Regions from separate parts of the Homo sapiens genome. Here region 1 is linked to region 2. Evidence: read pairs that join two places in POLR2A ChIA-PET (ENCODE). Cell type or tissue: MCF 10A. All regions are shown on one strand. Each heading gives the region's core, and the rest is flanking DNA. Links, peaks and the distances in the headings are about the cores only. Region 1 overlaps ITGA9-AS1 (ITGA9 antisense RNA 1). Region 2 overlaps CTDSPL (CTD small phosphatase like).

Region 1 (14,828 bases), core at 4,272-6,771, 110 kb after region 2:
TCCAGAGATTGCTGAGTGGGGAGGGCCTGGGGATATGGTTCTACAGTTTTTGGTCATAACCACAAAGATTAGCATCTCTGCTGCCTGGTCGATGAAGCATCCCAAATAGTCCATCAGCGAGGGCAAAGTGATGGAAACATTTGGAGTCACTGATTAACATGCTTGAGGGCTGGATCCCTTATTTGGGAGGTGGGAGTACTTCCAGAGCTTCTTTTCACTTAATGAAGGCTGGGAAGCTCAGAGCTCAGTGGTACAGGGCTGGAGGAAGTCATTTTCATATATAGAGTCTTTCTTGTTTGGCCTCTTTTGTAGCAATGACTCCCCAGGACCCTCCAGTAACAATTTTCCTTTACCTGCATCCCCCACCATCCTCAGGTTCCTGAGATCACCTTGAAAAAAAAAAAACCCTTACCTTCGCCCAAGTCTTTCAGGCTCAAGCAAGAAAACAACTTGCTATCTTTTAAGTCCTTGTTCCCCTCAGTTATGCTCTTTGATTTATTATTTTATCAATATTAATAGAATCAAAGAAAAGTATCACCTATAGCCCTATCACCATCCCTTAGTCCATCTCTAATTTCCTCCATTTCTCCCTGTCCTTGCCTATATGCTGACATAATTTTATGTAGCTATAAAAAAGCCATGTTTAAAATTATAAGGTTAGCATTTTCTTATGTGGTGACATAATTGCTGTTACTACTATTATAAGTGATTGCATAATACCTTACTGAAACAGTCTTAGATAACACAGTATTTTGGTTTTACACATGAAAGAAAGATTCAAAAATTGTTGGGACAAGTACCTATCCATGAGGAAAAAATATATCTTTATCCCAGTCCTTACAGCACATTCAAGATAGACTGAATAATTAAATATAAAAAATTAACATAAACCAGAACAAATGGGTAAGTGCTTTTTGATCTTGGATGGGAAAGGCCTGAGAGTGACAAAAACTTAAGAAATTGCCAGGATAAGACTGATAAATTTGGCTATATTCATTCAACAAACATTTATTGAGTGCATATTCTATATGCAAGGTTCTGCTCTAGACACTGGGGATCTCAGAGTTATCTAAAATGACAAGTAGGGAGTTGAGCTATCATACTCTCACACAAGTCAGTCAGTCATAGCCAAAGGCTGTCCCTGGGGGCCTTAAGCCCCTGGGCACTCTGGGGCTCTCTGGGAATAGGAGCAAAGCAGCCCCACTGACCTGAGGACAGGTGCCAGCCATGGGAAGCCAGAGCACATCAAGCCCCAGTGGGGGATGTCCAGAAACAGTGAAAGGGGCCCAAGGGGACCTAGACAGAGCACCAAAGTGTTGGTTGAAGTTACGTTTCCCAAATTCCCATCATACAGTGTCCTTGTACCACCTGTACAAGAACAGGTTTAATATTTTTCTTTAATTTTTATTTACATATAATTCTTTTAATAGGAAACTAATAGATTAGGTTTTGAGTTTTTTGTTTGTTTGTTTGTTCGTTTGTTTTTTGAGATGGAATCTTCCCCTGTTGCCCAGGCTGGAGTGCAGTGGCGCAATCTCGGCTCACTGCAATCCCCACCTCCTGGGTTCAAGGGATTCTCCTGCCTCAGCCTCCTGAGTAGCTGGGATTACAGGCACACACCACCACACTTGGCTAATTTTTGTATTTTTAGTAGAGATGCTGTTTCACCATGTTGGCCAGGCTGGTCTCAAACTCTTGACATCAAGTGATCCACCCACCTCTGCCTCCCAAAGTGCTGGGATTACAGGTGTGACCCACCACGCACAGCCTAGATTTTTTTAAAAAACATACAAATGAGACATGTAGAAAGGACCATGACCTTAGAATGAAGGTGCTACACAGAGTAGGGGGTAAAGATTGGGATACCAAGGGTAGGGGGACATGAGGCTAGGGCTGACGAACCCAGCCCCAAGGGACCAAGGACAGGAGCAGATAGGAAGATGGAAGAAATTGCCCAGGGCACCCTAGCCTGGAGTCTCTGGTAGAGCTCCAAGAGGGAGTGGTTGGAGTTGGACTCAGGTGACACATAGGGGTGACACTGCTCTGTGAGTGCAAGCGTGAGGAGTGAGGCCAGAAAGAGGCTGCCCCTGAGGAAGGAACATTGGGCATTGAGATCAAAATGAGATGGTGATTTGAGGAAAGGGGAACTGGGGGTGGACATCACAGATGGGTGTTCAGCTAGAAGGAGCAGCAGCATGTTCCAGGCCTAGAGGCGAGGGACAGAACATGCTCTGGAAAGGTCTGCAATGGCTGGGATTTTGGACACTGGTGCTGGGTAGCTCTCAGATCAAGCAAAGCCTTGTAAAGCAGGAAAAGCATCTGGGCTTTATTTGGGGGGCTGTGGGAATGACATAATCAGATATGTGTTTAGAATATTTCTGCTGAGGTAGTGCAAGAGGCAGGGAGACCTACAGAAGATATTGCATTAATACAGAAAGAGGATGATGGTAGTTGTGAGGATTAAGGGGGCTAGACAGATTCCAGATACATTTTGGAAGGAGGTTGGACAAGTCTTGCCTACTGCTTGGGCTTGAGGAGTGAGGGATGAGCAAGGAGGAAATGGCCTCCAAGTTTCTGGCTTGTGGGCCCAGACAAAGTTGAGGGCCCTTTGCAATGCTCTCTGCCTCCATCATTCGCAGCCTGCCCCTGCCCTGCTCGCCACCTTTGAATCTCTCCTGGCGGGCACTGTTTCTTGGTCTGCTTTTTCTCCTCTTTGTGGGCATCTCAGTCTCAAGTTTTGTGTGTCTGTTACTCAGACTCTGTCTCTCGCTCTCTGTCTCAGGTATTTTTCTATGTCTCTGTCTCTTTCTGAGTCTAGCTTCACATGTCTCTAGCTCAGTCTTCCCAGCCCTTTCTTTCAGGAGCTGGGCCTGAGGGTGGTAAGTGTCCTATTGGAAAAGAAGTGGAAGTTGGATTTGGGCAGAGATTCGTGGTGATTAGTAAAGTGGAAATGAACCTGAGCCCACCCACAGGTCTCTCTCCTGGGGTCACCTTGGGACCTAGATGAGGTTCCTCCAGGCAGCAGCCCTTCTCTCCTACTGGGAACCAGGCCCAGAGTCTGAAATCAGTTCCAAAGAGCCCTGTGCTAGCCTAGGCAGGCCAAACCACTCCCACACCAAGTATGTATCGGATGCCCTTATTGTGCCAGGCTAGGGCCACATGCAGTGGACAAAATACCCTTAAGGGGCTCACAGCCTAATGGAGGAGGCAGAAGAGCAATCAGAGGGTGGCACAGAGTAGAACTGATTTATTCTCCAGGGAGTCCCCACAGAGGTGATGATGCTAACAGTGTCATTTCCAGAGCCTTCAGTTCCTGGATGAGCGGACTTTTTCATCTACAATCTCCACAGAGAAGGCTGTATTTGAGGAGAAGTAGGACATAATGACGGAGGAAGAGGTGGAGGTCCTGAAGACCAGGTTGAGTTTGGAATTTAACCTAAGGGTAATCTGGAGCCACTGAGACCTCTTGAGCAAGGAACAGGCACCAGTTCAGAAACTAGTTAAGATCTGAAGGTTAAAGTCAAAACTCAGACCAGCTTAAGCAACAGTGGGGGCTCTACTGGCTCATGTAATCAAATCACAGTTACATGCCTGGGCTGGAGTGGCCTGCGAGTAGCATCTGAAGCAAGGAGATAGAGATCTCTAGGGGAAGGATGTGACCTCCAGCTACTACTTTTCCCCATAACCGGGATGATCAAGGTGTTAGGAAAGGCAGAGGACATCCTTACACCTCAAGACACCCTGTATTCCCCACTCAGCTTGTTCCAGGACACCATCCCTAAGGGATCCCCAGAAGCTCATCCTTCTGCCTTCAACACCCATAACTCCCATGCTTCCTCAACATCCTGATCCTTTCTTACCAAGACCCACTCTCCCCCATCACACATGGATTCTTCCAATCAAATGTCTATGTCCACTGACACCTGGCTTCCTAGCCATCTTCTACCTCTACCCTTGTCCCCAGGGATGTTCTCTACTTGTCCCCAGGTGGGACCTGGGGACAGCATCCTTCCCATCTAAAGACACTTCACTCCCAAGAATAAGGCTTTCAAACGGGTCAGTGGTCCAGCAGGTGCAGCCCGCCCCCTGGTGGCCACAATGTTGTGTGGTCCTTTTCCTGAGCCCAGCTGAATGTGGAAGGCCTCTCTCCCTGCCAGTTCCTCAGTGTACACCACAGTCAGAGTGGGCTCAGTCGTGTCTCTTACCTTACCTGTCATGATTTGCACTCTTGTTCAGTTTTCCCCAGAGTATTAGCAGAAATGCCCTCAGGAGGCTGGGCGCAGTGGCTCACACCTGTAATCCCAGGACTTTGGGAGGCCAAGGTGGGCAGATCATTTGAGATCAGGAGTTCAAGACCAGACTGGCCAATGTAGTGAAACACCCGTCTCTACTAAAAATACAAAAATTAGCTGGGCATGATGGCGCAGGCCTGTAATCCCAGCTACTCGGGAGGCTGAGGCAGGAGAATCACTTGAACCCGGGAGGCGGAGGCTGTAGTGAGCTGAGATCGCGCCACTGCACTCCAGCCTGGCAACAGAGTGAGACTCCATCTCAAAAAAAAAAAACAAAAAAGAACGCCCTCAGGAATATGAAGGCCTGAGTGCCTGTCTGGAGAGGGTAGAAAGCAGGGGAACTGGAGCGATGTGCCCCACTTGGCAGCCAGTCTTGGAGGAGGAAAATGAAAGGCAAAGTGGATGCAAGCCACTGGTGAAGGAAAAAAGGGCAGTCAACCAGGGTCCTGGGCACACAGAGAAAAGGGCATCTGGCCTAAAGCTGGTGGTCAGGAGATATTTGGGGAATTTGAGAACAAGACACATCCTGATCTGAGATAGACTCTAGGACCTTGGGAATGAGCTGAAACATTCTTAGCGTACCCAGAAACCCAAGAAGCCTTCCTGGAGGGGGACACGCCTGCCACCACTTCTGTACCTCCAAAATTACAGCCCTGCCTTACCCAGAGAGTTTGGGTGCAAAAAGAGGACATGGCCTCAGGCTTGGGCCCTCTCTGACAGCCCCGGCTGGGGGAGGGCATGGCCCTGCCCTGAAACCCTATCACAATAGAATAGCTCCCAGAGCAGAGGGGGCAGGGTATCTCTGTGTGCCCTCAGCCCACTAGCAGGAGTGGCTTTGGCTCCTGAAAGGGCAGAGAGTCACAGAGTCTCAAGTTGATTTAGTGACTCTGGAGCCATTGAGCCCCTTGAGGTGGAACCCCACACTTAGCCCCTGTGTGGATTGTCCCTTGGATGACTCCCCATATCTCAGCTAGCAGGTATCATGTGGCCTGGCTGATGGAGGTTACTTTTGCTTGGCTGCTGTCATCTGTCGCCTCTCTCAGCCAGGCTCCCCAGGCCCTGGGCTCTGGCCCAGCCACAGGTACCCCCTTTATTCCCTGGCCTATGCCTACACAGGCTGTATTGGAGCTGAGGTGAGCAGACCCAGACGTGGCCACACTCTGTGGTGTGAATTCTATGTCACCCGTCATCCCAAGGCTGCCTGCTGATGAAGAGGAAGGGCCAACCCATATGTGCATCACTGCATGCACCCGTGTATATATTAGGGGGTCCATATGCGTGTGTATGCAGCCCCTTCTGGGAAGGTAGTTGCCCTCTCACATCTTTTATAGCATCAGCTTTGACAGGCAGCTGCCATGGCAGACCTCCCACTGGCACCATTCACATGGGCGGTGCCTTGGCTGGGCAAGGGAGATATTTCACGGGCAGGTCTGGTCACAGACACACACCTTGGTACGTGCAGCTACATGCTCATTTGTACTTGGGCTCACACGTGACAAGGCTGTCTCTGCCCAGGCTGGTTTCTCTACGTTGGCACTGCCTGTTTCTCCCTCCCTCCCTCCCGCTCTGGCCCTCCAGGTCTCAGCCCTGACAAGCACTGCCCTCCTCTTTCAGCTCCCCTGGAACCCAGCCTCCTACCCTCTTGGTCTTGGAAGGTTCTCAGAGCCTCCCTCATGAACATGATCACAGATGAGCATTTGTAGGCAATTTCTACTTTTCACACTAACTTCCCAGAGGCCTGGGTAGAGAGAGAGCTGGGCTCTCTCCTCTGGAACAGGGGTCAGGGTATGGGAGGGAAGAATACAAGGAGGTGGCCAGGGGCCGTGGCTCATGCCTTTAATCCTAGCACTTCAGGAGGCTGAGACAGGCGGATTTCCTGAGCTCAGGAGTTTGAGATCAGCCTGAGCAACACAGTGAATCCCATCTCTACTAAAATACAAAAAATTAGCTGGGTGTGCTGGCGTGCACCTGTAGTCCCAGCTACTCGGAGGCTGAGGCAGGAGAATTGCTTGAACCTTGGAGGCGGAGGTTACAGTGAGCCGAGATTGCACCACTGCACTCCAGCCTGGGCGACTGAGACTCCTTCTCCAAAAAAAAAAAAAAAAAAAAAAAAGAATACAAGGAGGTAAAAAAAAAAATCTCAGTAAATTAGTCAGTCTGTCTCCTGACTCCACTCTCCTTCCCTCTCTCCCACTTCCCCCTCCCCTGCCACACAGCCCTCCTTGGTTGCTGCTAACATACACTCAGGCGCCCCTGATGCACACTGTTCCCCTCCCCCATACACTGCCAACCCACATTCCTAAATGGGGCTCTTAACCCCAGTGAACTGTCCCCATCTACCCCATCTGGCTCTGATCCCACCATGGCCATGGGAGGCACTCCTTGTGATCCACACCTGAGTGCCTGGCTGGGATGGGTGGAGAAGGAGGCCCTATCTCAGCTGAAAGAGGCAACAGGCAAGTGGCCTCCTCTCTCTGGACCTTCCTTTCTAGGCAAGAACACACAGATGATGGTTTGTTGCCAGAAGGCTCTGGAATGGGTGCAAACCAGAAGGGGTTCCCTGTCCTGGTCTGAGTTTAGGGATGGGACCAAAGAAGTAAAATTTCTGGACGTTCTACTAAAAATTATTTTTAAAATATCAAAAGCAAAAAATATTTTGGGGAAACGGATACTAGCCACATGGAATTGACTAGACGTTGAGAGTTCACACAGCTTGTTAATATTTAGTGTCTTTCTGACTCCCTGATGGCCCTTGGTAAGAGAAAAGAAGGAGGGTGGTTGTCACCCATCCTGCCTGTTTACTGCACACCAAGCTGTGGCTGGGTACCGTGTTTCCAAAGGCGAGAGGCTCCCTTGGGTGCAGGAAATGGAGACCATGTCAGGGAAAGATCAGCATGAGGGTCCTGGAGTGAGAGTCTCTGCCCATCCAAGGCCTCACAGGAACTCAGCTCAAACCATAAAGAAAGCTATTATATCACCTGGCAGGCCTCAGGGATGACCTCAGGAAACTGGGTCTTTCAGGAGCAAGGCCACTCCAGACTAAACTCCTGTTACTCCAGACAAGTCATTTGTCATGAATGTGACTCAGCTGCATCTTTCATCACTGCTTCAGTTTGGGTCTAACCATTTGTCCTCTTGTTAACAACTCACTAATTTTCATAAGTCCCAGTTTAAATCTGGGAGACAGTCTGTTTGCCTTAGTTCATTCCGATTTTTCAAGTTACTATACTTATGTAAAAAATTACCCCCAATTTTAGTGACTTTTACAGAATCAAAAAATACTTATATGCTTATGAATCTGCAGTTTAGGCAGGGCTTGGTGGGCCTAGCTCATCTTTGCTTTCTGTGGGGTCACCTGGGCTGCTTGATAGTGGGAGCTGGACTGATCTGGAGGCTTACTTTCTCGCATGTCACAGTTGATGCCGGCTGTTGGCTGATGCTTTGGGCTGTTGGCTGGAAAACCTACAAATGCTATTGACCATGTCTTTTATTTTCTGTACTCTGATGTTTTGACATATTGGGGTCTTGTTTTTGGCATCTTGGGGCCTTGCTGACCTTGGAGGGACTGCCCCTTTGATAGCAGATTCCTAGAGATAGCAAATAACTGACCTGTGAGGGTGTCTTTCATATGCAAGCCAGTCAATCCAGTGCCCACATTCCCAACCACCCCCTTTATCCAGCAATTACAGGCCCCTATTTTCCTGCCCTAGTCACCCAGGGGCCAAGTACCAGACTACTGGGGCCAGCCCCTACACCTCAGAGCCCACCAAAATTATTTAAACTAGCTAATCCTGAACCTGCTTACCCTGTTCCTTTTTGTAGAAACCACACTAAATGCCTTTGCCATAGTTTTCCTTTCTCCCTCAGGTTCCTGACCAAGCTGGTGCTTCTGCGTGTGTTCCTGCATGACTTGGTGTGTCCCCTTCTCTTGGATCTGTGAGTAACAAACTATCTTTTCTTTTTTTCTTTTGAGACAGAGTCTCGCTGTGTCTGTGTCACTGAGGCTGGGGTGCAGTGATGCAATCTCAGGTCACTGTACCTCCGCCTCCTGAGTTCAAGTGATTCTCCTGCCTCAGCCTTCCGAGTAGCTGGGATTACAGGGATGCACCATCACACCCAGCTAATTTTTGTATTTTTAGTAGAGAGAGGGTTTCACCATGTTGGCCAGGCCGGTCTCAAACTCCTGACCTCAGGTGATCTGCCCGCCTTGGCCTCCCAAAGTGCTGGGATTTACAGGCATGAGCCACTGTGCCCAGCCTAATCTGTCTTTTCAATGGCAGTCGTCTCTTGACCTGTTGGCCTCTTCATACCTGAATAATAATAAAACCTATATTTTCTTTTTTGTTTGTTTGTTTGTTTTTGAGATGGAATTGCTCTTGTTGCCCAGGATGGAGTACAATGGCGTGATCTCAGCTCACTGCAACCTCCGCCACCAGCCTGAAACCTATGTTTTCAAACAGTGATCTCTCCAGTGGCCTGGGCTTCCTCACAACATGGTGGCTGGTTGCAAGGGTGTGTCCTCTGAGAGAGTCCCAGGCGGAAGCCATATCACATTTTATGACCTAGTCTCAGAAATTACTCAGTGTCTTTTCTACTGCATTCTGTTCACCAAGACTATCATAATGTCCCACCTAGGTTCAGGGGGAGGAGAAATAGACTCCATCTCTTGAAGGGGCATGGCAACGTGCTAGAAGAGCCTGTGAATGGAAATACTGTGGTAGCCAGTTTTGGAAATTACAGTCTTCAACGATCATCCTCTCTGGGCAGAGCTCTTCATGCCAGGACACCTCATAGGTCACTGGCCAGTCAATGGGGTACTGTTTACAGGTCAGATATCTAATCCTGTCCCACTCTTGCCCTTAGACCTGAGCAAAAGGGACGCTTGCCCTGGGCCTGGTGCTTTAGAAGTCTTTATTTAGGCCTTTGTCCAGTTGTTCCCTTCCCCATGGGGTAAGAAATTTGCAGGACACCAGGGCATGTGGCTACCTGAAGTCTGTGCCTCCACCTCCCCTGTTACGAAATGCACCTGGGGCACCTAGGACCTTGGAATTTCCTATCCCACAGGCTTGAGCATGGGGCCCACACATCAGGGGAGAGCAGTGAGGCAGCTGTGAGCCAGGAGCCTGGGCTTGGCTGTCCCTGTGTTGTCACACTCCGGTGCAGCACTCCAAGGAATCTGTTCGTTTAAAATTCGAACTTGGTCATTCAGCCTCAGATTTTGTTGCATTTTCCTGATTTAGATGGAATGGAATGAAGAAAACTCCACAGCATACAGAATTGGCCTCCATTTGCTCTCTTGTCCTGCAAATGTCAGAGGTGGGCCTGCCCTGACAGCTGTGGAGGGGGGCATTTCCTGAGGTGTAGAGAAGATCCCCCTTCCCTTTCCTCCCAGCTTTGGGTAGAGCCTGAGGCAGCTGGAGGTGTGTCAAGCCCTGTCATGGCAGGACTCTGTCTTCACCAGTCTTCACAACCTCTCTGTTAATAATGCCATCTTACAGATGAGGAAACAGGCTTCACGAGGTTAAGTGGCTTGCTCCATCAGAGCTGAGATGGTGATGATTGCCTTTGTGTCGGGGAATCCTATCTGTCCGGGAAGCCGCTGCTCAAGATGACAGGGCAAGTCATTGATTGGGAGTTTCCAGATCTTAACTCTAAGCTCCCGCCACTCCTGCATGCTGTGCTTAAAGCAGGATGGCGTAGGAAATGATTGTACTGGATTTATCTGAGGAAGGGAAGGCATTGACAGAAATCTAGAAAATTATTCTGGGATAAGCATAATCATTAGTCAAACCTCCTCAGCCTCATTTTTCTGGAGATGAGGTTACCTGGACGAGGAGCACGTGATCAGGGGCTAAGACGGGTACTTTTCCTGCGTGCTGGATAGGGAGGCCTGAAACCCAGAATCTACTAGATCTGTGCTCCTTGGGCTTCCCTGTCCTTAGGAAGCTAAATTTACAACTCCAAACTGCATATCTATTGGACTATTCCCAGAGAGATGTTAAGAGATACAGATAAATAGCAAGAGATTAAGACACAGGCCCAGGCCGGGTGCAATGACTCATGCCTGTAATCCCAGCACTTTGGGAGGCTGAGATGGACAGATCACTTGAGCCCTGGAGTTCAAGACCAGCCTGGGCAACATGGTAAAACCTCATTTCTACAAAAAAAAAAAAATGCAAAAAATTAGCCAGGTGTGGTGGTGTATGCCTGTAGTCTCAGCTACCCGGGAGGCTGAAGTGGGAGGATCACGTGAGCCTGGGAGGTCGAGGCTACAGTGAGCCGAGATAGTGCCACTGCACTCCAGCCCAGGCAACAGAGTGAGACTCTGTCTCAAAAAAAATATATATATATATGTATATATATATATATATAGAGAGAGAGAGAGAGAGAGAGAGAGAGAAAGAGAGAGAGAGAGAGAGAGAGTTCCTGACCAGCCTGGCCAACATGGTGAAACCCCATCTCTACTAAAAAAAATACAAAAAAATTAGCTGGGAGTGGTGGCACGCACCTGTAATCCCAGCTACTCAGGAGGCTGAGGCACAAGAATCACTTGAACCCGGGAGGCGGAGGTTGCAGTGATCCGTGATGGAGCCACTACACTCCAGCCTGGGTGAGAGTGAGACTCTATCTCAAAAAAAAAAAAGACACAGGCCCAAAGTTATGTCATATCTGTCATGCTTCTCCTTTGCTTGTGCTTTCCCTGTGCCAAGAATGTTGTTCTTTGCCCCTCCCTTGAGTTACCCTTGCCTGCTTCCCAAGACCCAGTTCAGAGGGAGCCTCCTCCTCTAAGTTTAGTATTCTTGGTCTGTGTCTTGAGACTTATTAGTGGCTTTTGGACTTATTAATAAGCAGGAAAGAGTGATTGTAGACTGAGAAGGGAGAGGTGGCATGAATGTCCTGAGATCAGTCTGTGAACTGATTTAACATATCTTGGCTCTGGCACATTGGGCTGCACCCTCAGATGTGACCCTCCCATATGCCGCACGAGGTCCCTGGGGGAAGCCCTGACACTCACCTGGCTTCTCCTTCTTACACAGAAAAGCTTGACATGCCAACAATAACATTTCTGTTTCCAAAATTGAAACAGATTTTTCTTTCTTCATAACTTTACTTGTTCAACTTTAGAGTTTCTTTTTTCCCTTTATTTATGCAAACATTTTTTCTTCAACAGTGGGGTTCTAAAAGATAATTTGATACCCCTCTAGCATCGTGTATGGTTGAGGCCAGAAACCAGGAAGCCAGAGTACTTGCACTTCTCCAAGGCAGCTGTTGAAATGCAGGACTTCCATGGGGGAAGGACTGGACCACGGTCCCCTAGCCATCTTGGAGGACTGGGGCTGCCTTCGGATTTTAACTGTTTCATTGTCAAATTATCAAATTGGTTATTTATATAAGGGCTGTCTGCTTATCTGGTGCTAAGCTGGTTTAAAAGTTCCAGATGCAGCAAAAGCATTCTCCAGCACTGGCAACAGTTATCAGCAAGACCACACTCAAAATCAACTCAAGAAAACAGCTCTAAACCAGAGATTGCAAACTGGCAGCCCAGGAGTGAAATCCAGCCGACTGACCCATGCTGGTAGCAAACGTGGTTTGTTATTATTCTTGTTGTTTTTTTGTATTTGCCTGTATAGAGCAGACTGTCATTACAGTGTTTTTTTTTAAATAATTACTTACAGAAACATCATAAGAATAAAGAATTCCTATATACCCTTTAACTAAATTCCCCAAAGATTAACTTTTTACTCCCCAATTGTATTATTTGAACCATTTGAAAGTAAACTTCAGGCCTATCCTCAACATTTCAAAATATCTTTAAAAAGGACAATCTCTCATATAACCATGATACAATGATCAAATCAATCAGTAAATTAACATTGATACAGTGTTATCAACTAATCCACAGACCTCATGCTTATTTCACCAATTTACCTATTTTGTCTTTTATAGCAAAGGGGAATATTTATGTTTTCTGGTCTAGGATCCAATTTAAGATTATGTTTCCCTGTTTCTTTAGTTTCCTTTAATCTGGTACAGCCCAGTGATTTTGTAGAATACTCCTTAACATGGGTTTGTCTGTTGTTTCCTCATGATTAGATTCAGATTATGCATTTTTGGTGAGTACTCCAGGAGTGATGTTGTATCCTCACCAGTGCCGCATATGAGGAGGCACTTGACATTGCTTTGTGGCATTATTGATAATGTTAAGTTTGATTACTTGGTTAAGGCAGTGTCTCTAAGGTTTCTTCACTGTAAATTTTGTCCTTTGTATTTTTCCCATTGTAATTAAAAAGCATTTTGTGTATGAGGGAGGTACTTTGAGATGATGTAAATACCCTCATTCTCATAAAACATTTACCCTCTAGTTTTAGCATCTGTTGATGACCCTTGCCTTAATCAGTTATTGCTGTTAAATTTTGGTCAGTGGGAGATTGCTCAAGTTGGGTTTTGAGTACTTTTGACACATCCCTATTATTCTCAAGCTCTTCTTTACTCTGGTACAACAAAATGCTTTGGGCTCATAGGGTCTTTTTCTTGTACCAGCCCTGGAATCAGTTATTTCTCTAAGGAGTCCTGCTTCTTTTTAGTGGAGAATAGTACTTAGAAGCCAAGATCTGGGTGCCAGATGCGCTTATTGCTGCTGCAGTGTCATTGATCCTAGGCTCCCTTGGTGGACACAGCTATATAAATTTATCTATATCTACCTATCTATCATTTATCAATATCAATTAATCTATCTACATCTATATTATTAATCAACCTCTCTATCAATCATCTATTTATATTCAATCTACTAAAACCTGGAGTTTATGATGACACCTCAGATTCCTAACACCACATGATTCAGTATATTTCCTTCTCCTCTTGCCATATTTGTAACTCCCTTCCCTGATAGTGAAAAACTTGACTCCCATTATCCACAATACATTATTTATACACAATGCTCAATCTTAGAATGCCCAGAAAGTAGCTTCAGAATTGCTATCCCATTCTACTGCAAAAACCCAACTCAGTAAGTAGAGTTCAATATTTTTTTACACTGTCTTTGCCTTTTGTCAAAATACTTTATTCAAATATTACTTAGATTAGTTCCTCCACCTCTAATGAGGGTCATTTTTTTTCTGTTTGTGTTTTATGTTAGTGTTTTCTCCCCACCTTGTTTGTTTGTTTGTTTTAGGCAAGTGAAACACTAACACGGTTCTAAAAGTCAGAACTACACAGAAAGGTATCCTCAGAGAAGTGTCACTGCCCTTTGTAACTTACCCCCAACCCACTTCCTACCTACCAGGCATGGACCCTACAACTTTAGGTAATCGTTATCATTACTTTCTGGTTTGTCCTTCTTATGTTTTTGTTGTTGTTGTTGTTGTTCTGTATAGTCGACACAAGTATATATTATGATTTCTCTCTTCTTACATGATAAGTAGCACACAATAGATACTCATTTGTACTTCTCCTTTTCACTTCACAATACAGCCTGCAAATCACTCCACTTCAGTTCATAGAGATATTCCTAATAATCTTTAATTAAAGCCACTGTATAGTATTTCATTGTGTGGACTTAGTATCATTTCTTCAGCTACCCTTCCATGTATGGCATTTAGTATGTTTCCAGAATTTTGCACTACAAACAATGCTATAGTACTTTTTATGTTGTTGGAGAAGTAACTTAAGGTATGTTCCTGGATAACTGGGTCAAAAGGAAGACACTTGTAGTTTTGTTAGGAATTGCAAATTTCCTCCCAGAAAGTTTGTATCAATTTGCATTTTCACCAGCAATGTATGAGAGTACCTCTTTCCCCACAGCCTCACCAACAGAATGTGTTGTTATATTAAACATTTTTTGCCAATCTGCTAGGAGAGAAATGGTACCTCAGCACAGTTTAAATTTGTATTTCTCTTATAATGTGAATTGAACATATTTTTAAATGTTTAAGCCCATTTTAATATCTTTTTTTAGTGACTTATCCATCATGTCTTTTGCCCATTTTTCTATGGACTTATAAAATATCTCACTTCTCACTTTTTTAAAGAGTTTGTTTCTACATTAAGGACATTGGCTCTTTATCTGTGACATAAATGCAAATATTTTCTCCCATTTTGTCATTTGTCTTTTGACTTTGCTTATGGTATTTTTTGCCAAGAAAACATTTTTTTCTTTTAAGGTTTTTTTGGTTGTGTTTTATTTTGTTTTGAGACAGAGTCTCGCTCTGTCGCCCAGGCTGGAGGGCAGTGGCGTGGTCTTGGCTCACTGCAACCTCCGCCTCTTGGGTTCAAGCGATTCTTCTGCCTCAGCCTCCTGAGTAACTGGGACTACAGGTGCGCATCACCATGTCAGGCTAATTTTTGTATTTTTAGTAGAGGTGGGGTTTCACCATATGGCCAGGCTAGTCTTGATCTCCTGACTTTGTGATCCACCCACCTTGGACTCCCAAAGTGCTGGGATTACAGGCATAAGCCACCGTGCCTGGCCTCTTTTTAGTTTTATGTAGTCAAATATATCAATCTGTTCTTTTATTGCCACTGGATTTTGAGTCA
Region 2 (13,730 bases), core at 218-2,717:
AATGAGGCAGCTGGACCAGCTGATTCCCAAGCTTTCTCCAGTTCTGACACCTTGCACTCAAGAACCAAAGACTACTGACATTGCTAAGAAAAGACATCCCGTTGTGGCTCAAGTACCAGGAAAGTCTCCTTCCTGGGATATCAGGCCAGATACGCTCCCTTTAAGACCTTGGACTTGACAAGGAAGATGGTTAGATCATCCCTGTGGAAAATCTGACAAAAGCCCCCCAGCTTCAACCTCTAAAGCTAGTTTTCCTACAACATTCCCAATTTGTTCATAAATGAAGTTATTTCCGGAAGAGCTTTATGCAGATAAGGAAAAAAAATCAGAAGCAACGAAGACGCATGCCAACTGACTACGGCATCTTTATTCATAGCAGCCTGCGGATCCGAAAACTCACACCCTTCCCCCTTTTTCTTTTGGGGTGGGTATTTGCTAAAGATTCTCTGGAGAAAACGATGCAGGAATGATAAGATCAGTCTGGAGCAGCTGGCATTGAAAATGGACACTTTTTCCCGAGAGTCCACCATAAGTGGGTGACTTGTGGCATTTTCCTGTTGCCTGCTAGGAGAGTAGCCGAAAGCAATTACACAAGGAAGTTAATTAGACCATCAAGCTAGGCCAGTGGGGGATACGGAAACTTCTGAAATTCAAATCAAAGAACTATTTGAACTTGCAACCGCATCTAATATTTACGACTATAGTTTCCTTATAATCTCAGTATAAAATAAATTCATTGGAGTGAAAAAAAGAAAAACATTGTATTTATTACAGTATGCTTCCTTTTGATTCCGTAATAAAGTTATTACTGAAATGAGAATTTAGAAATAAAGTTCATAGGAAATGTAAGTACTAAAAAATCTTAATTGAAACTCAAATTTAGCTTCAGTTTCTTACCTGATGTATAGTTCCATCGATTTCAACCGGAACAATAAAATCAGCATTACTAATAGGCTAGAGAAAAAAGAGACTATAATTAATATGTCTGAAGGAACAAAAAAACTCTGGAAATTTTAGCAAGAAAAAAGCCTGCCTAGACCAATGTTTTGGTTATTGGAAAAAACAGTTCAGGAGGAGGATGATGAAGCATGCCTTGGTTCCTTAAAATAAGCACAAGCAGGAAAGCACATTATTTTCCACTGTGAATGTCATTACATTTTCAGCATCTTGGTCCAATATCACCTGCCTGGCCTCAACCAAAAAGTGTGGCACTGCCTGGCTAGAGGATGGGGCTCCTGAAAACTCCAGCTCTTGCCCAGAGTCTTGCTGGGGTGATGGGGAATCACTGCTAGCCACCAGGGGGAGGAGCTGAGCATGTAATGGGCTCCGAGGACAGTGCTGCTTGAGGGAAAACTATTTGTACTTGGACCCACAACTGGCGGCTGCCCTGCGATGGGCTGCTCAGCAGGAGAAGATGGCCACACGGACTCAAAACAGTAACAAGGCCATGTGGGGGTAAAGTCAGAGGCCGCAGGCCACACCCTTGGGCAGGCTCTTCCTCTCCTTGGACCTCAGTTTCTCCTCTCTTCCTTAGCTATTGTGATGGGTCTGATGCATGCCCATGGCCCCAGTCCAGTACTGAGAATCAGTGATTTCAGGCCCTCCCAGGTAGCCTGGCACCAGCTCCTGCCTTGGGTGGGGGTACAGAGCCAGCCCACCCTATGCCTGCTCCGCTCCAAGGAACACAACATCCAGCACACCCACAAACTTCTGGATATTTTAAATAACTCTTTGACAATATTAATGACATTTAAAATTCAAATATGATTCTTCAGCAGTCATTACGTTCTCAATGATGAACTTACACACAGTTCTCAATGGAATTCCACAAATTAGGTACAAAACTACTTAAATGAACAGGCCCAACTGAATCATCAGCCTGCAAACCCCTGGACAAGAGAAGAGAGACAGAAGGAAGGAGAAGGTGTGTGTGGTGGCCTCTGGGCAGGGGTAGGGGTACAGCATCTGGTCAGACTCTGAACCGAAGTCTGCTTTTAAGCCCATCACAGTACACACAAACCCTCTTTGTTGATATATAAACTAAAAAACAAAAAACAAAAAACAAAACAAAAAAACATGGACAATGCTAGGTCATAGCACCGTTACTAAGCACTTAGCTTATGATCACTGTTTATTTACTCCCAGAGTTGGAAGGCCAAGGATGAGTTTAATATCATATAATTGCACAACTAAAATCAGAATCATGCTAAAAAACAAAAGGAAAGACTGAAGGAAGAGACTCTCCCAAGGCATTAGATTATGGAATCACATTCCACGGAGTATATTAAAAAGAGAAAAACCATTCCCCAGCTTACAGCAAGCACCACCCTTACTCTCCTCTCTCCTGCTGGTATAAAGGAGACTCTGCTACAGCTAGGGTTCTTCACTTGGGATCCATGAACCTATGCATTGTACAAATGTACATTTTCGAAGGGAAGAGGGTTCACAGCTTTCAGATTCTCAAAGGACTTTGAAATGCCCAGAACTTTAAAAACCATAAAGAATATTCTGGTTGCAAATGTAGGCAGGCCAGGGGAGGGAAGAAATGAGGAAACACCATTCACATTAGCTTGTGGCATCAATGCTCTCCGAGCAGGTGCTAGAGACACTGGGGGCTACCAGGGCCTTGCCTTTGGAGCCAGGAATCCTCAGTAACATCAGGTGATCTGGCCAGTGTTGCCTACACTCCCACAGTTGCTTGGGAGGGAGTTCTCTATGCTGTGATGGCAACCGACCCCTGCTCTGAAGGGCTTTCCTTCACAGAGACTTGGAAAAGTCCTGAGCAACTTGCCCATGGGGGAGAAATGGCTTCCAATGCTATCTAGGGTTAAGCTGGGACACAAAGTCACCATATCCCCTGGACCAACTATGGAAGGGGCTGGTCCTCAAGTGCTAGGGAATGAGGTGGTCCCTGCATGCCCCAGTAGCCAGAACAAGGCAATTTCTCACTGCTAGAGGTCAGTGTGGTCTCTTCTCCACTCTTCAAAGGACTCAAAGACAATTTTCTGGCTTTGTCCTACCAGAAAGGTCTCTGTTTAGTGAGAAGAACAAAGAAGGATGTTTCTGGTAGAAAGGTGTTTGGGCACATTTGACAGCTCTTCTGCTTCCTACAACTTGTAAGGAATGACTATGGTTCATGTGAGACACATGCCCCATCATGGATGGTGACCTTCATGTCTCTCAGTGAAGGGGAGTCCCAGGCTGGTGGGGGAAAGAGGAATGCAGTACAATGATAGAGCAGTCCCATTACCAGAAATAATCCAAGGAAAACAAGACCAGAATCCTAAATACCTGCTTCTTCTCCCCAAAACACCAATCTCCTATTTCCAAACTTTTCATCATTTGCCTCTTTTATACAATTTATTTCACGTCAAAAAAAAATGGTTAACTAACTCATTTCTTAACAGTGTCGCCACAGCTCTTCCTGCATGGAGGCCGTTTCTGCTGTTTTTCCAGCAGGAAGATGGAGATCAGGGAAGGTGACAGGAAGGAAGAGTGTCTGACCTCCACACCCTTCAGGAGGGAAGTCCTGAAGGTGGGTACTCATTTAGCTGTGAAGCTTGCAAAAAACCCCAGCCACTTCTTGTCATGAAGATGCTCAAATTAAATGGCTGAATCTGTTCAGATGCCCTGAAGTCTGGAAGTCTTCTTCAGAGTTGGACATCTTTCAAAAATCAATCTGGGAAAATCTCCATGATACCAGGTCATTTGACAGTTTCCAACAGAGACTCCCCTCCCCCTCCCAATAAAACACATAGCACTCTGGTCATCTTGACAAATATAAACAGTATCCTGGGGGCACTGAGTGCCTTGTGCCACCTGAAAAGTATTTCTGCAGCGGTTACAGCATTGGAAAATGCAAACCTCCTAAGAATGAGGTCCCAGTGATGTTGGTAGCTTAGTGTTTTCTTTCCAAACTAATTATGTTAATATTCAACTACTTTAGTTAATGTTCACCTGGGTTAATAAGCAGCTCCTGGGATTTCTACATGAAGAGTGAAGTCACACACTAACCACCATAAGCTTTCATCCTTTTTGTTTTCCCTTTTCCAATACAATTGTTATCAAATCACAAAGATCATGGATTTTTTTTTTATGTTGATTTACCTTAAACGAACTGTGCACCAATGTTTCATCTAAATCAATGACCACACATTTCTTTCCATAGTCAAGCACCGTCACCTCTGGAAGAAGGTACTTAGCTGGTGGCTAAAGGGGAAAAATAAATCAGTATTACATTTATGTAAAAGACAAACCAATCAGTATTGCATTATACTACTTTCAAACATTTAAATGCCTGGTCAAGCGTATAATGGGCTTTTATTAAGAACAATAGGAATAAGTAGTTTGCAACTAAAGTTTTATCAAATACGGTGCCACGATCTGAATGACTGCTATGAAGTCCTAGGCTTTGGAACCAGACAAACCTGGTTTCAATCATCAGCTCTGTCACTTTCTTGGTTGTAAATTGGGATAGTAATACCTACCATGAAAGGTTGTTGTTATCAGTTATAATGGCAATAAAATGCCCAGCATTTTGCCTCACACATATATTGGTGGCTACAGTTATTATTAAAATGGATTACACAAGAATGAGTATTTAATTATAATAGGTACTGTCACAATGGAGGTCTGTTTCGTGGGGTCATATTTTGCCTGAAATTCACTGTGGCACATAAGTAGATATTAGAGCTATGTTGGAACTACAGATTTTTTTTTTTTTTTTTTTTTTTTTTTTTTTTTTTTTAGTGACTGAGATTTTTAAAAAACTTGAAGACAAACTATAGGCCCACCAGCATAATGCAGTCCAGAGTTACCCCCAACACTAGGAAACAGAAATAAGACCAATCCAGGTACAGTGCCACCTTGTGCCACCGCACTGTGGTAGAATACTGAGCAAATGTGGTATTTTTACCCCTTGGATTCTCTGCCTCTGAAAGTTATACTTTAATCCACATGTTGTGTGTTGACCAAACAATCTATTTATGTGTCTTAGTAGCAGGTGACTCAAATCTCGTGATAAAGAAGTCATAAAGAGTTAATAAAATGCTGGGTATCTTCAGCCAACCATAAAATGCTAGGTATCTCTGGCCAACCTCACTCGATTTAGAGGATTTATTTCTTTAGGCCTTGCCTCATTCTAGAAATGATCTGAAGTATTTTAGTCTACTTTGTGGCATATTCAATATCCAGAGTTAACTAATTAATTTTCTGACCTGCAAAGAAGGTCAAACTCTCTTTAATATTTGATACAAAACAAAAGGAAATATCTATTCTGAGCCCCTGAAGAATGGACAATTTAGTTCATCAAATAAAACAAGAAAAAAATGAAATCAAGCTGTATTTCCTTTTACGTGGCTCTTTCCTCTTTTTATTTTTTTGGTTCAAACTGAAAGTCAGTGATCAAAAGTTAATTTTGAACTCTAGCTGGTTCAATAGTAAATGTAACACAGGCAGTCAACAGGTTAGGTAAATTTGCAAGTACAATGATCACCTTGGCAGACAGAGACTGTCCAGGGTTGCCCAGGAAGAGGCTACGTGTGGAGACATAAGCATTTCTAACTCCATGTTTCTTCCTTTCCAACGTCATCCAGAAGAAAGAGCCTTTATGGCCTCCCATCTCTTTCAGCTGGAAGCAATCCTCCCTAATCCTGCAGCACTGTGACGGGATGTGGGGATGTGCCTTGGAGACAGGCACGAAATTCGAGGATCTAGAAAGGACTCTGTCCTCCATTACAAACCAGTGAGTCAGCAGGTTATTTTTAAAAAATTAAATTTGCAAAAAGTTTTCTATCAAAAGGTGTTTTTAAAAAGGCAGAGTGTGATGAGCTAAGTGAACATAGTAGAGAGAATGTGGGTCATTTTTGTTGTCTGGGACAGAGCAGAAAGCATGCTTGTGACCAGAATAAAATTTGTTTGAATTTTTATTACACAACTATTTAATATAAAACACATTCTCATTGTAAAGATTATAGACCTATGAGAGTAAAACACAATCATTCTCTTTTCTATGTCTCCCTTTTGACATTAGTGTCTATCCAGTCCTTTTCCTATGCGTTTATAAACTACTAAAATGTTTTAACTTATTAATTTAATTGTTAGCCTGGAAAATAAGGATCTAGAAATTCTAACCCTAGCATCTCTGAAAACATCAAAGATCTGCCAAAAGTGGTTCATTTTCCAAACCCAAGAATAAAGATTACTTTCTTAGCACAGTTAACCCACACTTTACAAGCATTCTTTAACAGTAAGTAAAACCCCTCATGGTGCAATCTAAGAGAGAAAAGTTAACAGTAAGTAAAACCCCTCATGGTACGATCTAAGAGAGAAAAGATGGAGAAGGGTGAGACTCATATTAAGCAAGCAATTGATTTTAATTTGTGCTGCAGGGAACAAGGCCAAGTTGGGAGGCAACAGGCTAGGAGGTTCCATTAATCCTCTGCTGTTTCCTAAATGCACACAGCTTCCCTGAGAGCTTGGCTTTAGATTAATGCAAATTCTTCAGCCCATGGGTAAGAATTCTTTGGGACAGCTGCATCCTTGGAAATGTAAGGATGCTATATAATGACAATACACAGTGCTTTGTTACTTCAATTGATCTGTTCAGGTGATGCTTGAATCATTAACTAAGAAATGTCCTGCACCAAGTTTTCTCTGAAGTCTTCATAAAGCTGAAGAACAAGAGAAATACCAGTCACATCAAGAAAGGTCTTTCTTATACAAAATGACTTGCTCAAATGTACACAAAGAGCATTGCCGGGGGGTGGGTGGAGGAGGAAGGGACCACGGCTTGCCATCCACGGTTTGGGAATGGTATTCATTCCTGTTCCTTTCCTGGGAGTAAATCTGAAATTTCCTGTCCTTGGCAGAGAACTGGCAGCCATGAATAGTTAACACTAAGCTTATTTCCTCTTGGAGTGCCCATCCCACAAACTCTCATAAATCTTACAGATGTAGTACCTCTTCCTGGTACATTGGATTATTGTTTCCTTACTTAAGATTTCTCAGGCTTAAGGTCTGCACGCTGTGCTCCTCAAGCCCTCAGAGCTCCAGGTGGATGTCAGGGCCTAACGCAGGAGGGGAGCAAGAGGAACTCTAGACTGCTTTTAATTAGAATAGCTGTCCTGCTTGTATGTTCTTCATAATGTTTTCGTGGAAAGAAGTGTACTATTGCTGTATTAAAAGCCTTAGGCAAATAGCATAGAAACATAGCTGTTAGAAAACAAATCCTCTCCCCTTTCAGCATTTTTATGGCTCGGTTACACTGCCAGCCTCATGTTTGTGAGCATCTGTGTGCTGTGTAATTTAAGCAAAAGTATGGGATCGGTAGGACTCAGGACACAGCCTCAGTGGCGTTCCTCACTGGGGCCAAGGCATTCGAGTGCTCACCTCAATTCATGACCACCCATACTTCAGCAGTTTCAAACTTTCGTTCCCTCTGCATCTTTTCCTAATACTTCAATACCCGACGTTCACCAAACAGCCCATGAAGCTTCCCACTAAGGAAGGCCCTAAATCCTGGCTCATAGTTGGGAGATGAACGATACTAATGGTAAGGATAAAGATGTCATTTCCAATAGGCGTGCAAAACATGATTACTCAATAAATGGTGCTGGGACAACTGAGTAGCCACTTGGAAAAAAGGATAGCTTCCTACTTCATGCCTTACACCAACATACATTCCAAATGGATCAAAGATTTAAAGGTATAATGGTGAAACTATTAAAAACTATTAAAATACTAGAAGAAAATATAAAATCAAGGAGCATAAAGGATGATATTAATATTTACTTATATAAAACTAAAACTTCCTTGTGGCCAAAATAATTATAAACAAAAAAGGCCAAAAGATATATCATACATTTGGGGAAAAGTATTAATTTCCTTAAAATTTAAAACGACAAGCAACACAGCATAAAAAACTACAGGAAATGAATAGAGAAGAAGAAAGCCAATGAACTTGTGAAAAGCTGTTCAAACTCATTGATAAAGAAATGCAAATCAAAGTAATAAACTGATACCAATCTTTGTTTTGTTTTGTTTTGTTTGTGAGACAGGGTCTGGCTCTGTAGCCCAGGCTGGAGTGCAGTGGTGCCATCCTGGCTCACTGCAACCTCCGCCTCCCGGGTTCACGTGATTCTCCTGCCTCAGCCTCCCGAGTTAGCTGGGATTAAAGGCATGCACCACCACACCCAGCTAATTGTGTGTGTGTGTGTGTGTGTGTGTGTGTGTGTGTGTGTGTGTATATATATATATATATATATATATATATATTTTTTTTTTTTTTTTTTTTTTTTTTGAGACAGAGTTTTGCTCTTGTTGCCCAGGCTGGAGTGCAATGGCATGATCTCAGCACACCGCAACCTCCACCTCCCGGGTTCAAGTGATTCTCCTGCCTCAGCCTCCTGAGTAGCTGGGATTACTGGCATGTGCCACCATACCCGGCTAATTTTGTATTTTTAGTAGAAATGGGGTTTCTCCAAGTTGGTCAGGCTGGTCTTGAACTCCCGACCTCAGGTGATCTGCCCACCTCAGCCTCCCAAAATGCTGGGATTCCAGGCGTGAGCTACCACGCCCAGCCTAATTTTGTATTTTCAGTAGAGATGGGGTTTCTCCATGTTGGTCAGGCTGGTCTGGAACTCCTGATCTCAGGTGATCCGCCCACCTCGGCCTCAGTGGGATTACAGGTGTGAGCCACCGCACCCGGCCACCATGCCCAGTTAATTTTGTGTATATTTTATAGAGATGGGGTTTCACCATGTTGCCCAGGCTGGTCGCGAACTTCTGAGCTGAAGCCATCTGCCCTCCTCGGCCTCTCCAAGTGCTTGGGTTATAGGTGTGAGCCACTGCGCCTGGCCTGATACTATTCTTTATTTTCAGATTAGCAAAGATTGAAACATTTGATTATCATTTTCAGTAAGGGTATGAGGCACTCTCATAGATAATTCATGAGAATGTAAATTAGCATAAGCTTTTGGAGGATAATTTGGTTTTAATGTACCAATACTGTAAAATATATCCTTTGACCTAGCATTTCCACAAATAGAAACTGATCACAAAGAACTATCACACAAGTCCATAAGCACACAGAAAAGAGGATATTTTTAAGAGAAATATTTGTAATAGCACAGAAGTGGAAACAAAGTAAATGCCATCAATGAAATATAAAACAATGAGGCAGATATATACCTACTAATATTTGGAAAGATGTTCAAGGCATCTTGTTAGAAAGTAACAAGCAATTTGCAGAATGGTGAATACAACACAATTTCATTTATATAAATATGTTTGTGTTTGTCTGGAAAACTTCTGGAAGGATAAATGACATATATTAAAAAGTGGTACTGCCTAGAAGGCAGTAGGATTACATTGAGAGATATTTTCTCTTTGCTTTAATCTTTCAACTTCACGTACGTGTGTATGTATGTATTCCCACAGGTGTTAATCCCAAATCCGTCAATATTTAAAAATTAACCATGAGCTTGAATTACTGTTTAGTAAAAAATTAAAAGACCAAACCTACACATACAAACAGAGCAACATGCGAATGAAAAAAGAGGGGTGAGGTGACAGGCACAGATAGGGACCCCAGATGCAGCTGCTCTGGTCACCACAGGCTTAGAGGATTCTTTACCTTCAGGGCCTGAAGAAAGCTTTCAGGAGGTTGTGGGATCTGGTTTGGAGACTCAGCACAAGCCCAGATTTCTGCTCCTATGTATGGCACCCTAAGCTCTCAGGGCTCCCAGCACTCACCAGGTCCCCCTGAGGTCCAGAAAGGCCAGAACCACGCTGCTTATGCAACCTGGCGCCTTTTCAGGTAGGTGCAGATTTTGCAGGGGCTCCCAAGACTTGATTCCAGAGCTGAGCTGGCCCGGATGGACTGGGATCAGTCCTATATGCTAAGCAGTCAGTGGAAATCACACTGTGCTCACTAGTGGAAATGCTTTTCTGGAGGTCATCATTCAAAAGTGCAAGTTCCTTTAGCTTGGCTGTTTCTTTGGGCAAGATAGTTCATAGGTTCACATGGCCTGACCCAACATCTCACATGTAGGACACAGTCAGCAGTTTATTGATCTATCAGTAGGATCAATTACATAAGGAATTTTCTTCTTGTTTATCTTATTCCAGAATTCTATACATGGCTGAATCTACATTTGTGGGAAAAGGGTCCGTTTCTTCAGTGGGGTTTTTATACTGACAAGTGCTTTTGTTCTGCACTTAACTTTGCACGTGGCTGCCAATTAGCTTTAAGAAAAAACAGTAATAGTGATATTGAAGGTGGAAGGAGAGATGCTACCTGCCATCATTTAATGTAGGTACCTCTGCAGGAAAAAAATATGTCAAAAACTACTTTATATAAAGGTTAAAGAGTCTTCTGGTATTAACTCTGCTGAGCATCTTCCTCAAACTCTGGATAAAAAGTTGTGCTGCCAGGTCAATCTTTTTGATCAAAGCCAGTTTTCTCAACAAAACCCAACCCTCAGGCACATGGGCAAAGTCAGAATCACTACACAGACTCTTGCAACGCATTAGTCAATGAAGAGTTAGAGTTTTGAGAAAAATGAAATTACTGTAAACTTTTTGGGCAATTTGTAAGTGACATGTACTACCAAAGCCTTTGGAGTCAACCTGCACACGTGAAATCCATCTACTCCTTTCTATGTAAGATTGCTGTGTCTATTGTATGTTCCCAGAAAACATGTGAAAAACTCCAAGGAAAGAGAGATGAACACATTTGAATCAAGTAATCTGAATCTGATCATCTTTACAGACTAAAAAATTAATTTATAGACACATTTTGAAACCTAAATCCTTCTCTAAGGACATAAGACTATTTGAAAGGTCTTGTTTGATACAGGCATCTCAACTGTAAATTTCTTTTGGGAGTCGGTCTTCAGTTTACTTCTTACTGACTGGCCTCAGGCTGGGTGGCTCTGCTGGCAGAGCAGGAGGAAGAGAAGGGACAGCCAGGACAGCGGATGGCTGAGGGGTGGCTGGTGCAGGACGGTGCTGGGGTGGAACAAATTTCAGGGATGACAACAGAAGTGGGGGTGGCCTCAGGGAGCGCCCAGCTGGGGCAGAGTGGCAGCACAGCAGGCCTGTGGGATGGGTCCTGCAAGTCCCGAGAATATAGTTACAGTGACTTCTCTGATCTCGGAGCTACAGCCATGCTACCACTGATAAGTTAGAAACAGTCTGGTCACCTGGGACGTGGGCTTGGTGAGCCCAGTTCCACTGGGACTGAATCTGCTGCAAAGAACTGGGTCTGGGCAAAACAATGTTCCCGCCAATCTATGGAGTTGAGGCTAAGATAGTGGGGTGTGGGTGAGGCCTCTGAGCAACCTCAGCTTGTTCAGCTTGGAGGTCCTTCCCAGAGAGAAAGGAAAAATGAGAATTAGGTTAATGGAGCTGGCTGCCCTGCTGTTCCTGAGAAAGGAAACTGTCTCTGTACAGAACTTCCTGCTCACAGTTTAAAATGCAGCTTCAGTTTTCTTTTTAACAGAACAGAGCTGTTTATACCACATGATAAACTCACCATAAGCAATAACATTAAAAAAAATCCTTTATATAAGTAGGCCCAAAGCCACAAGATTTTATGACTGTTTTAATAAATAAAATTAGATAAATATACATACACTTGGTATGGGAATGACCTGCCTCTGGTCACCCTGAGGAAAAAGAAAAAAAAAATCATTGTCAGGTTCGAAGAGAAGATCATATTCTCAAAAGAAACTTCAAAGCCCTCTTGAGCACAGCAGCTGCATGATCTGCCATTCTCTGTACCTTGGTGGTGTTTAATCAACAGGAGGAACCTGAAAATTTTCCACAGTTAAGGCATGAGGCTCCTTCTGTCTCTCAGACACCTGCTCTCCCAACAAGCCAGGCTGGGCTCCTGAGACTCACAAACCATTTTGTGTATTTAAATAGCACCTCCCTTACTCCCAGGAATTCAATCCTTAATTAAAAAACAAAAATAAAAACTCATACTTTAATCCTTGGTTCCCTCTAAAAACTGTTTGTTTTTTCTTTTAAGCAAGTTTTTCCCTAAAAAGACTAAGTCAATATCATACGCAGGGAATGGAAGACATGTTCACCAGATTACAATGACCCCCTGGTCATTCCAGGAGCTCCCCAGGGGAAGACTGGGGAGAGGGGACAAGGCAAGGTACAAGAAGTTCCCTCCCAGGCAACAGACAAGGGGATAGCTTTCCTTTAAGGGAAACACAATCTGTATTCACAGGGAGTGTTAAGAAAACCTAGGCCCCAAGGAAAGGCCTCAAATATTCCTCAGCCCCAAATGCCAGCCATTCCAAACCTAATTGATGGAAACACTTCATTATAGCATTGTTAAGAAATGCTAATAAAAAAGTTTATTTCCACTGAGCATTTCCAGTTTCTGTTTCTTCTTTTTTAGATGGCCTAATAAGGCAATGCACTGCTTCATGCCTTGTACACTGAAGGATTTGTGAAAAGATGTGTCCATTTTTATTAAGAGGGTTACAGTGATAATGAGGTCTCACGTGAAGGGGCCAAACCTGATGGCTCGCAATGGCAGCTGCCTGGCACCTTTCTGAGCTCTGTTTTGACACTAAGAACTATTTAGCAACTTCTTGATTATCTCCAACCCCTAGTCATCACCTCTGCAGCATAAGAGCAAGTATCATTTCCTCTTGAGATGATCTCCACAGTTCCTTCCTTTTTCAGATTTCCGGCTTGTCTTAAGGATTTTAAGCTTCCTTCTGACATCACTCAAGGCAGAGCTATGCTGCTCTCCAACAGACAATGCAATCAAATAAATCAAAGTTTTCAAGAACTTGCACAGATAAATTCATTTCAGAAGCTCTTAAATAATATTATTCCTAATACAGGGACTCAAGAGTAGGTCACTGCCCCTACAGACATACTTGGCGGAGGACATACTTTTAAAAAAACTTTTATTTTAGGTTCAGGGGTACATGTGCAGGTTTGTTATATAGGTAAATCGCATGTCATGGGGGTTTAGTGCACAGATTATTTCATCACCCAGGTAATACGCACTGTACCCAAGAGATAGTCTTTTCATCCTCACCCTCCTTCTAACCTCCACCCTCAAGTAGGCCCCAGTGTCTGTTGTTCCCTTTGTTGTCCATGAGTATTCAGTGTTTAGCTCTCACTTATAAGTGAGAACGTGCGGTATTTGGTTTTCTGTTGCTGCATTAGTTTGCTTAGATTAATGGCCTCCAGCTCCAACCATGTTGCTGCAAATGACATGACTTCTTCTTTTTTACGGCTGCATAGTATTTGGTGGAGGAGATTTTAAGCAGAAGCTCACAGCCTATTTGGGTCTCCTTATTTTTATTTTATTTTACTTTACAGATGGGGTCTTGCTCTGTCACCCAGGTTGGAATGCAGTGGTGTGATCACGGCTCACTGCGGCCTCAAACTCCTGGCTCAAGCCATCCTCCTGCCTCAGCCTCCTGAGTAGCTGGGACTATAGGTGTGTGCTGCCATACCTGGCTGGGTCACTTCAGAGTAGGGTTTCTCAACCTCAGCACTAGTGACATTCTGGGCTGGATAACTCTGTCGTGAGGGATGTCCTATTTGTTGCAGGATGTTTAACAGCATCCCTGGCCTCTACTCACCAGATGCCAGCAGACACTCTCTCCCCGTCTAGTGACAATCAGTCTTCAGCTCTGCTCTAGTAGGAGAGTGCAGACAGCCCCTGCACACAGGTGCACCTTCAGAACACA

What was found. Peaks named below come from ENCODE experiments on the same cell type or tissue, not always from the same donor. Only the 100,000 strongest peaks of a DNase experiment are listed, where the experiment ranks them.
Region 1: POLR2A ChIA-PET joins it to region 2 with 15 read pairs; 18 of 35 experiments call an interaction of 5 or more read pairs at or near these places.

The regions. Positions count from the first base shown.
Region 1 is chr3:37,844,824-37,859,651 of GRCh38, reverse strand. All of the region lies in intron 1 of ITGA9-AS1 (ITGA9 antisense RNA 1), which reads left to right. Among named protein-coding and RNA genes, the nearest start is that of ITGA9-AS1, 9.5 kb to the left of the region's middle. In MCF 10A, for the core only: no CTCF peak of the experiment used is centred there; a DNase peak (open chromatin) is centred at 5,771.
Region 2 is chr3:37,955,050-37,968,779 of GRCh38, reverse strand. It overlaps CTDSPL (CTD small phosphatase like), which reads right to left. Exons shown (of 8, transcript NM_001008392.2): 3 at 11,637-11,669; 4 at 4,108-4,209; 5 at 898-954. Among named protein-coding and RNA genes, the nearest start is that of MIR26A1, 7.5 kb to the left of the region's middle. RefSeq lists an enhancer at 6,304-6,915. In MCF 10A, for the core only: a CTCF peak has its summit at 1,297 (motif pointing right); a DNase peak (open chromatin) is centred at 1,309.